2 separate regions of the Homo sapiens genome follow, and region 2 is linked to region 1. The links are chromatin contacts, found by Hi-C in ENCODE. All regions are on one chromosome and are shown on one strand. The core of a region is the stretch at or near the end of the contact, and the rest is flanking DNA. Distances in the headings are between cores, read along the strand shown. Region 1 holds the start of ATPAF1 (ATP synthase mitochondrial F1 complex assembly factor 1). Region 2 holds the start of CMPK1 (cytidine/uridine monophosphate kinase 1).

Evidence for each region. A loop is a pair of places that touch in the nucleus more often than their neighbours do. Pooled maps may share reads with other maps.
Region 2: a pooled map shows a loop between it and region 1 (4-fold over the local background). The contact joins the promoter of CMPK1 here to the promoter of ATPAF1 in region 1. A Hi-C loop is called at or near these places in 9 of 50 pooled maps.

Annotation. Positions count from the first base shown.
Region 1 is chr1:46,667,049-46,671,725 of GRCh38, forward strand. ATPAF1 (ATP synthase mitochondrial F1 complex assembly factor 1) reads right to left here and starts at 1,316. Exons shown (of 9, transcript NM_001394565.1): 1 at 1,009-1,316. The coding sequence starts at 1,274. It also overlaps a transcript of TEX38 not described here. RefSeq lists silencers at 886-1,505, 933-1,103 and an enhancer at 1,616-1,765.
Region 2 is chr1:47,330,834-47,335,315 of GRCh38, forward strand. CMPK1 (cytidine/uridine monophosphate kinase 1) reads left to right here and starts at 2,957. Exons shown (of 6, transcript NM_016308.3): 1 at 2,957-3,283. The coding sequence starts at 3,113. RefSeq lists a silencer at 2,870-3,509 and enhancers at 2,896-3,699, 3,700-4,482, 4,020-4,079.

The sequences.
Region 1 (4,677 bases), core at 66-2,565:
CTGCTGGAAGGAGAGCAAAAATACTCATTCATTTACTGCATAACTGTTTCAAATGGCAAGAAAGATCACTACAGTAGCAGTGAGAGGAACTGGGGTAAAGTAGTCCAGGAATGGAAGTAGGGAACTCTAGTTAGAGGATAATGGCAACAGCCCAGGTGACGATGATGGAGTAGATTAAGGCAGTGGAAGTAGAGATGAGACAGAACTCAAATTTACAGTACTAAGTCTTTGGTTTCCTTTCATAAGACAACTACCTTCTTACCCTGCTAAATTCTCTCCCAAGCCCCTTTAATTTTCACCTCTGATCTCCTTTAGCTCTTCCCACTTGAACTCTTCAGATGCTCCTATAGCCCCTCATATGCACCTTAAGCCCCTCTAAGCTCCAGATCCTTCCCTCTGGAAGCTAAGAGGTGGTGTTAGGGACCCTGGACTCAGAGTCAGACAAATCCCAAACAGCTGTGTGACCTTTGGCAAGTCTCTTACTCTCGCTGATCCTCAGTCTCCTTAAGAGGGTTCAATGGGTGATCCGACTGTGACACTATTAGTCTTTGATGCCCTCCTCCCATCCCCAGTCGCCTTTCCTTGCAGTCAAGGCCCTAAGCTACCACCAGCCTGGGAACTCCAGCTCTGAGCCAGGCCTCAGCTATCTTAATATGTGACCTTGAGCAAGTCAAGTCCCTTCTCTAGAAGGCGTTTTCCCATTTCTATAATGAGGACAGGTGTCTCTGAGCTGCCTGCCTCAGGGCTGTCATAAGAGTCCACCTTAGCGTTTGGAGAACCAAAGCAGACAAACGTGGAACGAGCCAGGGCTTTGCAGAGACTCCCAGCTCTGACACCAATTAGCTGTGTGATCTTGGGCAAGTGACCTAGCCTCGCGGAGCCTGGCTACATCATCTGAAGAGCTGGGACAGTACTAGTGCCCACCTCACAGGGCTGTCCTAAGGCCCAGCAGCCCGGGCCGCCCCTCCTCCCGCCTCCTGCCCGCCTCCAGCCAACCCAGGCCCGCACCTGCGCAGCAGCTGGATCTTGTCGCGGTAGCGGTCGTAGAAAGGGTTGGCCTGGAGCTCGGCCTCGGCCCCGACCCCGCTGCTGTCGGCGCCCCCCTCGGGCCGGCCCGAGCCGGGGCGCACTGGGAAGACGCGCAGCTGCGCGGGTGACACGAGCCCCAGGCCCAGGGCGCGGCTGCGCACCGCGCACAGGCCCCGGTAGAGACCGGCCACCTGCAGGACCGCCGGTCCCGCGCCACCCGCAGCCGCCACCACCACAGCAGCCATGGCCGCCCCCGCCTCCTCCTCCTCCTCAGGCGCGTCGGCCTCGGCCCGCGGCCCGCGCGCCCGCTCCATCCCGCTCCGAGTGCGCCGCGCCCGCGCTCCGGCACCGAGGTTCCGCGCGCCCAAGGTTCCGGGCGCGGGATAGCGGCGAGGCGGGGCGGGGAGGAGGGGGCGCGCCGCTCTGGCCCCGGCACTGCGCGCTCTCGCCGCCCTGTGTATGCCACGGCCCGCCTCCTCCAGGGAGGCTGCCCAAATTCAACGCCCTTCCTCCCTCTGGGACCAGCAGCCTCTGCGCGCCAAGTCCGTTCTCTAAAGCCAGCGGATCTCCATGTCCTCGCGGTGCTTGCCCCTGGCACTCGCTGTAGTGCCAGGCACTCGATGTAGTAGTCCGTCCTTCAGCATCGAAGGTCTTTTCATCAACTATAATCACAGCAGCAAGCTTCTCTTTACTGAGGTTGCTATGTGCAGGACACTGAGCGGCTTCATACTCTGTGTGGCAGTATTATCCTCATCTAACAAATAAGGAAACTGAGGCCGAGAGTAATTATGTGACTTGTTCAAGTTCTACCCGACAGCTGAGCTCTTTTCAAGATGGCAGCTGCCTCCCAAGCCTCCTTTTCCTCTGCTTCCTGACATCCTCCTTGAACTCCAGCCACAGTGACCTATTCTCTCCCAAAGAAACACCAGGATTACTCCTTGAAGAGTCCTTATTCAGGCCCTTTTTGACCCCTGGAATCCTCTCTCCTTCCATTCTCTCAACCCAAATGCCACAATCTTCCTTACCGTCTGAACCAGGTGTGAGCTCCTAGGGTCAGGGACAGTGACATTAACATCTCTGTGTCCCACCTGCTCACAGAACAGGGCCAGTCCTGGAGTGGGCTCTCTGGGACAGTACTCATCATCAGGTCCTTCTTGTCTGGGTTTTGTCTGATTGAAGCCCCTCCTGGGACAGGGGCAGAGCCTTCAACTCTGCTCAATCCAACCTATGCTCATGGAGATCAGCCCTGAGCCCTGCCCTGTGCGAGGAACAGTGTAATGGAAGATGAATAAGTCCTTCAAGTATGCCAGCCCATACCTGGCTCACACTCCTAACACTTGCTGTTTTCTCTGTGGATCTGCATGTGGCTGCCTCCTCATCATCTAAGGGCTCAGTTCACATGTAAGCACCTCCAAGGGACCTAAATGACAACCCCTCCATCTCTTTATAGTCTTTATCCCATCACTCTATTGCATTCTCTTTATAGCAGTTATCATTATCTGAAGTTCTTAGATCCTTGTTTATATTAATTCATTGAGCTTACATTCTAGTGGAGTGAAACAGACAGTAAATATATAATGTTAGGTGATGCTACATGGTATGCAGAAAAACAGCAGGCCAAGAGAGATAGAGATAAGGGGACACTTGAGCAGAGACCTGAAGGTAATGTGGGAATGCTGGGGGAAGAGCCTTCCAGGTAGGGGAAACAGCAAGTGCAAAGGCCCTGATGAGGAGGTTATTGAGTCTGAATGAGTGAGGGCACAGCAGCAGAAATGAGACCAAGAAGGTATAGGGAGGGCTAGTTAGATTGCTTAGGCCTTGGTTAAGGACTTTGATTTTAAATCGAATGAGATCGGAAGTTACTATATGTTTTAAGCAGTGGAGTAACATGATCTACTTTTTAAAAGGATCATGCTGGCTGCTGGTGGGATTTAGGATATGTGGAGGCAAGGATGGAAACTCTCCCAAGGGTGACTAATTTATTCCAGTTTGCCTAGGACTTTCTTGGCTCTAGCATTGAAAGCCCCATGTCCTGAGAACCCACCCCAAGTCCTGGGCAAACCAGGATGTTGGTCACCCTACAGGGAACAGTAATCCAAGTGAGAGATGGTGGTACTTGGACTAAAGTGATAGTGATAAAAAAAAGTGGCCAGATTTTGGTTATATTTTGAAATAAAAGCCTAAAGATCTTGCTGATGGAGTCAGTGTGGGTGTGATAGAATGAAAGGAGTCAAGGATGACTTGCAGGTTTTTGGCCTGAACAACCCGAAGGACAGAGATACTACTTATGAAGAGGAGGAAGGCTGTAGGTAGGGTAGACTTTGGAGGATGGATAATCAGAGTTTGGTTTTGGACATGTTGGTTTGGGATAATTTAACAGACTGGCAAGGAGGGATGTCAACCAGGTATTTGGGTATGAGTCTAAAGTTCTGAGGAGCATTCCAGGCTGGAGAGATACAGTTGCGTACTGTCAGTGTATAGTGATATTTAAAGCCAGGGGTCTGGGTGAGATAACTGATGGAATGAATGTAGATAGAGCACTAAGAACTGAGCCCTAGACATGCCTACATTTAGAGATCAGGGGAAAAGGGAGAAACCAGCAAAGGAGACTGGAAAGTAGGGGCCAGTGATATACGAGGAGAACAAGGGTAAGTGGACCCTGGAGAGAATTCTGTGCTAAATAGTTCCCTAAGTCACACATTGGAGGACTATAAAGAGGGGAGTCATTAAAATGGTGCTAAGAAGCTGAGCTACAAGCAGTGGTGCAACATACTGGGAAGGCTGACTTAAGCTTAATTAGGGAAGGGCTTTCTAACTGAGCTGCCCATAAATGCATCAAGCTGCCTCAGGAGGTGGTGAGCAAGTTCCTGACTCAAGTGAGTCTTGAGTCCAGGGAGATTAGTTGCTGTGTGGGGAAAAATCTACCCCCAGGAGTCAAGCATGGCCCTGATGGTGGGATCAGATGGTGGAGATGAACTAGACAACTCTCAAAGTTTCTTCAAATTGGCGATGATATGATTCTGGGCAGTCTGTCACAGAGTAGGGGGGCTGAGCTGAGTCTTGAAGGATGAGCAGGTGTTCAGTGGTGGAAAAGTGGGCAGGGGCACTCCTGGGTGAAGGAGCAGCATGGGCACACCTCCAGAGATGTGAATGAGCAGGGTCTGTTCAGGAGTACGGACTAGGCAAAAGGGAAAAGTGTGTGGAGGACGAGGAGGGAAGTAAGGCTGGAAGTAGATGCAGGCCAGATGGTGGGAAGCCCCACAGGGCCTGGGGCCTGGGAAACACTTGTCAGCACTTGAAGGAAGGTAATTAAATAAAAGACAGATTGTTGGAGCCAAAGAAGGAGGTATTGACCACTTGGTTCCCTTGAGCAGGTTTCTTCCTGCCAACTTGGTTAGATACTTTTTGAGAACAGGGCTGCCCAATGCTGTGTGTTCCTTGTTACATTCCTCACTGGGGACAGGTATCCCATCAACCGTTCCCTAAAGACCAGCAACATCCGTAAGTACCTGAGGGACAATGGCCCTTTTCTGGGGTCTGCTCTGTGGGTTCACCATAAGGGGTAGGTACAGACAATTCAATAGGTGAACCAGTCTCTGATGGAAGTAGTAGTGACATTCCACCCAAAAAATGCCACTGGATGAAGTC
Region 2 (4,482 bases), core at 1,707-4,206, 670 kb after region 1:
TGAAGGGTTTGGAGCCTTCTTTTTTTTGAGACAGAGTCTTGCTCTGTCGCCAGGCTGGAGTGCAGTGGTGCGATCTCAGCTCACTGCAACCTCCACCTCCTGGGTTCAAGCAATTCTCCTGCCTCAGCCTCCCAAGTAGCTGGGATTACAGGCATGCACCACCACATCCAGCTAATTTTGTATTTTTAGTAGAACTGGGGTTTCACCGTGTTAGCCAAGCTGGTTTCCAACCTCAGGTGATCTGCCCACCTTGGCCTCGCAAAGTGCTGGGATTACATGCATGAGCCGCTGCGCCCGGCCGTGTTTTTTTATGTGAAAATTCACATATCTAAACGTGGGTCCCTGTTTTTGTATAGCCTTCAAGCTCAAAATAATGTTCACATTTTAAAATGGATTTTAAAAATAAAAATAAATAATATTTTGGGACACATGCAAATTATATAAATTCAAATTTCAGTATCCATAGAAAAATGTTTTGTTTTTGTTTTGAGACAGGGTCTGGCTCTGTTGCCCAGGTTAGAATGTAGTAGCACGATCTTGGCTCACTGGAGTTTGCACCTCCTAGGCTCAAGGGCTGCTCCCACCTCAGCCTCCACCTCCTGGGCTCAAGGGATCCTCCCACCTCAGCCTCCCATCTCAGCCTTCCGAGCATCTGGGACTACAGGTGCACACCACCACCTGTAGTGTAGTGTAGGCCTGGCTGGGCGCGGTGGCTCATGCCTGCAATCCCAGCACTTTGGGAGGCCAAGGCAGGAGGATCACTTGAGCCCAGGAGTTCAAGACCAGCCTGGACAACATGGTGAAACCCCCTCTCTACTAAAAATACAAAAATTAACCAGGGGTGGTGGCAGGTGCCTGTAATCCCAGCTACTTGGGAGGCTGAGGCAGAAGAATCGCTTGAACCTGGGAGGTGGAGGTTGCAGTGAGCCAAGATGGCACCACTGCATTCCAGCGTGGGTGACAGAGTGAGACTCTATCCCCCCCAAAAAAATTTTTTTCCAGCTGTGATAATAAAAAATATCCCATTCTCCTTTCTATGGTGGGAAGGAAAAGGTAGAAGTTGTGGAGAGGAAAGAGGTAGAAATTAAAGGGAGAATGGAAAAGAAGGGCAAACAAAGGCAAGTAGGTGAGGAGAAGGACAGGAAAAGAGACAGGGAGAAGGGAGGGACTTATAAATGGGAAAAGAAGGGTAGGAAGGATGGGAATAAGTAAAAACAACAACAACAAAAAGAAAGCAAGGAGAGAGAGTAGAGATGGGGAAGAGCCAGAAAATGCTGAGTGAGCTAAGAAAGGACCACCAAAAGAAAAAGGAGAATGGGGGTGGTCAGACAGAGGGCTATACCACTATCTTCCTCTCCTGTTTGCTTTCGTTTACTAACGTCCTGGTCACTCTGCCCTAAACAGCTTAGTTCCTTTCCCATAGTCTTTGTTCACTCCAGCACTATCTGACTTGAACTTGTACCTGTACGACAAATCTAACACCCTGGACTCTTAGTTCTAAAAACAGGACATGCATTCTGCCTCAGTCTTCCATTCCCATGGTCTCACCCTGGACCTTGGCATCATCAGAAACTCAGAAGCTGGGACATTTCAATTCCAAATATCCCACTCAGACCAGCAGCATCCATACTGCCAGAGCACTTGCTCATATACCCCACTGCAATCTTTCTTGGGCCAATGCTCTAAGACATTGGTCCCTTTCCCCACCACCCTCCAACCCCTCCACTACCAGGCTTCATGTGCCATTATTTGCTTTCCTGTATGGTTTTGATTCTACACACAGCATCATGAACATTCTCTTCCAAACACTCTCATCACTTGGCCCCCTCTCTCTGTTGTACTTGCCAGGCAAAATCCCAACCCTCAGTAAATGCAACAAGCTGCCTTCTCTGCCTGTGCCTGAATGGCCAAACATCTTCAATTATTTTGAATCCGTTACCTCAAATATCAAATGAGCTCTTAACGTTGGCCAGAAGGCCTTTTAAAGGCCTGTATGCACCAAGGCTCAGTTCTTGAACGTCTCCTTTTCTTCTCCCTTAAGATTCTTCCCTAATGAAGGGGGCAGGCGAACGGAGTTAAAGGGCTTCCATTGCTGTTAGAATACAGCCCAAATTCCTTTCCATAATCAAAAGTCCTGATCTGCCACCGACCTCACTTTCTCAACTTTTCACCTTCCATTCTCCCCTCATTTGACTCAGCCCTGGTCTCACTGTCACTGGCCTTTTTTCCTTTTTTTTTTTTGAAGCAGTCTCATTGTCACCTAGGCAGGAGTGCAGTGGTGCTATTACGGCTCCTAGGCTCAAGTGAACATCCCAGTAGCTGGGATCACAGGCACGGGTCACGGTGCCCGGCTTTTAAATTTTTGGTCGAGACGGGGTCTCGTCATGTTGTCCAGGCTGGTCTCGAACTCCTGGGCTCAAGCCATCCTCCTGCCTCAGCCTCCCAAAATGCTGGGATTACAGGCGTGAGCCACCGCGCCCAGCCAGGCCTTCCTTCAATTGCTTTAACATGCCAAACCAACTTAGATTTTTTGCACATGCTTTTCTCTGTGGGACACTCTATCCTGGTGTTTGCCTGGTTTCGCTCTTTTCTATCCTTTTGTCTTGGCTTGAATGTCACCTCTTCTGAAGCCTTCTCTGGCGACCCTGGCCATCTTATGTCCTACTTGTTATTTCTTCAAAATCGTACTGCCTTTTGTATGTACTGGTGTTTACTCATTCACACTGGCTACCTCCCCATACCTCACTGGCTGGAATGGAAACTCATTGCGAGCAGAGACAATAGGTTTTGCTCTCCCGCGGATCACGTCCCAGCCTCCAGCTCAGCACCAGACACTTGAGGGCGCAGGATAAAATATCTGCAGTCAGAAAGCACTAATAACCACCCAAGGGTTGGAGGAAAGCTGGCGCGGACCGCACGAGTGTCGCCGAGACGCCGCCGCCGTGCGAAGCTCCTCCCCTTCCGACAGGGCCGCGGACGCCCGGGCAGCCACGGCGGCGGGGCCGCGGCGGGCGCCGGCTCAGCCCGCCCCTTTCTCCCGCCGCCTCCCCGCCCCGCCCCGCGCCGCGCCGGCCGCTGTCAGCTCCCTCAGCGTCCGGCCGAGGCGCGGTGTATGCTGAGCCGCTGCCGCAGCGGGCTGCTCCACGTCCTGGGCCTTAGCTTCCTGCTGCAGACCCGCCGGCCGATTCTCCTCTGCTCTCCACGTCTCATGAAGCCGCTGGTCGTGTTCGTCCTCGGCGGCCCCGGCGCCGGCAAGGGGACCCAGTGCGCCCGCATCGTCGAGGTGAGGCCCGGGCAGCAGGCGGGCTCCTTGGGGCTTGACGGGATGCGGGCCGGCCTGTCCCGCCGCCCCTAGTCCGCGCCCCGCGGAGTCGCCGAGCCGCAGACTACGAGTCCCGGCGGCCACCGCGCCGCCCGCGTGGCAGTGGCCGAGGGCCGCCGGCGCGCGGCGTGCCGGGACTTGTAGTCCGCGCCCGCCCGCCTTGGGGGCCACCGCTTGAGGTCGCTTTGTTCCTGCGCCCCTTCTTTTCTTACATTTTGGGGACCAGATTCGTCTCTAGAGTGGGCTGGGAGAGGGATCCCGGAGGCCAACCTTTGGGGGTCCCCCAGCGCGCAGAGGTTAGCGTGTCGCTGATCGTGTGGCAGGTGAAGGCAGCAGGAGCGCGGATTTGGGTTAGAGGCCGTGTGCGCCCACAGTTGTCTGAAGGAGAGACCTATTTTTCTTCTCCGCGCCTTCCCTCTGGTTCCCTAAACTCCGCACTGTCACCGAACGTGTCTTTACTCTAGAAAGGAGGCCCGTGGGGCGGGGTGTTATTTTAGGCGTGCTGTGGGCTGCCGCTGGCACTCTCGAGCCCCGTCCCCGCAAGCTTTAGGGCGGAGCCAGCCCTGAGGCTCGGCCCGGGTCGGGGATGGGGAAAGCCGGGAGTGCTGTTCTGAGATCAAGCTTCAACCTTTGGCCCTGCTGCCAACTCACGCTCGGCCCTCGGTCACTTCCTGTCTCCCAGCCTCAGTTAGCCCTTGTAATACAGTAAAAAGAGTCTCTGAACCCAGATTTTCTCAGGATATAAAACACCTCCCAAATGTAAAATGCTGTTACTTTTTTTTCTTTTGCTTTGAGACAGGTTACCAGTTCAATTCTTTTAACAATTTTTGAGCTAGATGTATGGTTGGTTAGCTGCATTGACACTGTGGGAAAAAAAGGCTTCATGGACAATCTGGGGAATGCTTGGGAAAGAAGGAAAACAGGATATCTAGAAACAGAAGAGGCGACCATTGGTGGCCTCTAGTGAAATCACTCTGAAACCCTGTAACCAACAAAAGTTTTTTTGACCTAGAACTTATAATTTCCTCCTCTTCTAGGATATGGCCAATATTAGCATGGGGCTTTTGCTTCTCTCCTTATATGTTCATAACAATCAACTCCTGTCCTGTATTTTATTCCCTAAATAGCATCCAGAGAAAGTTAGATGAGTTCAACAAGTC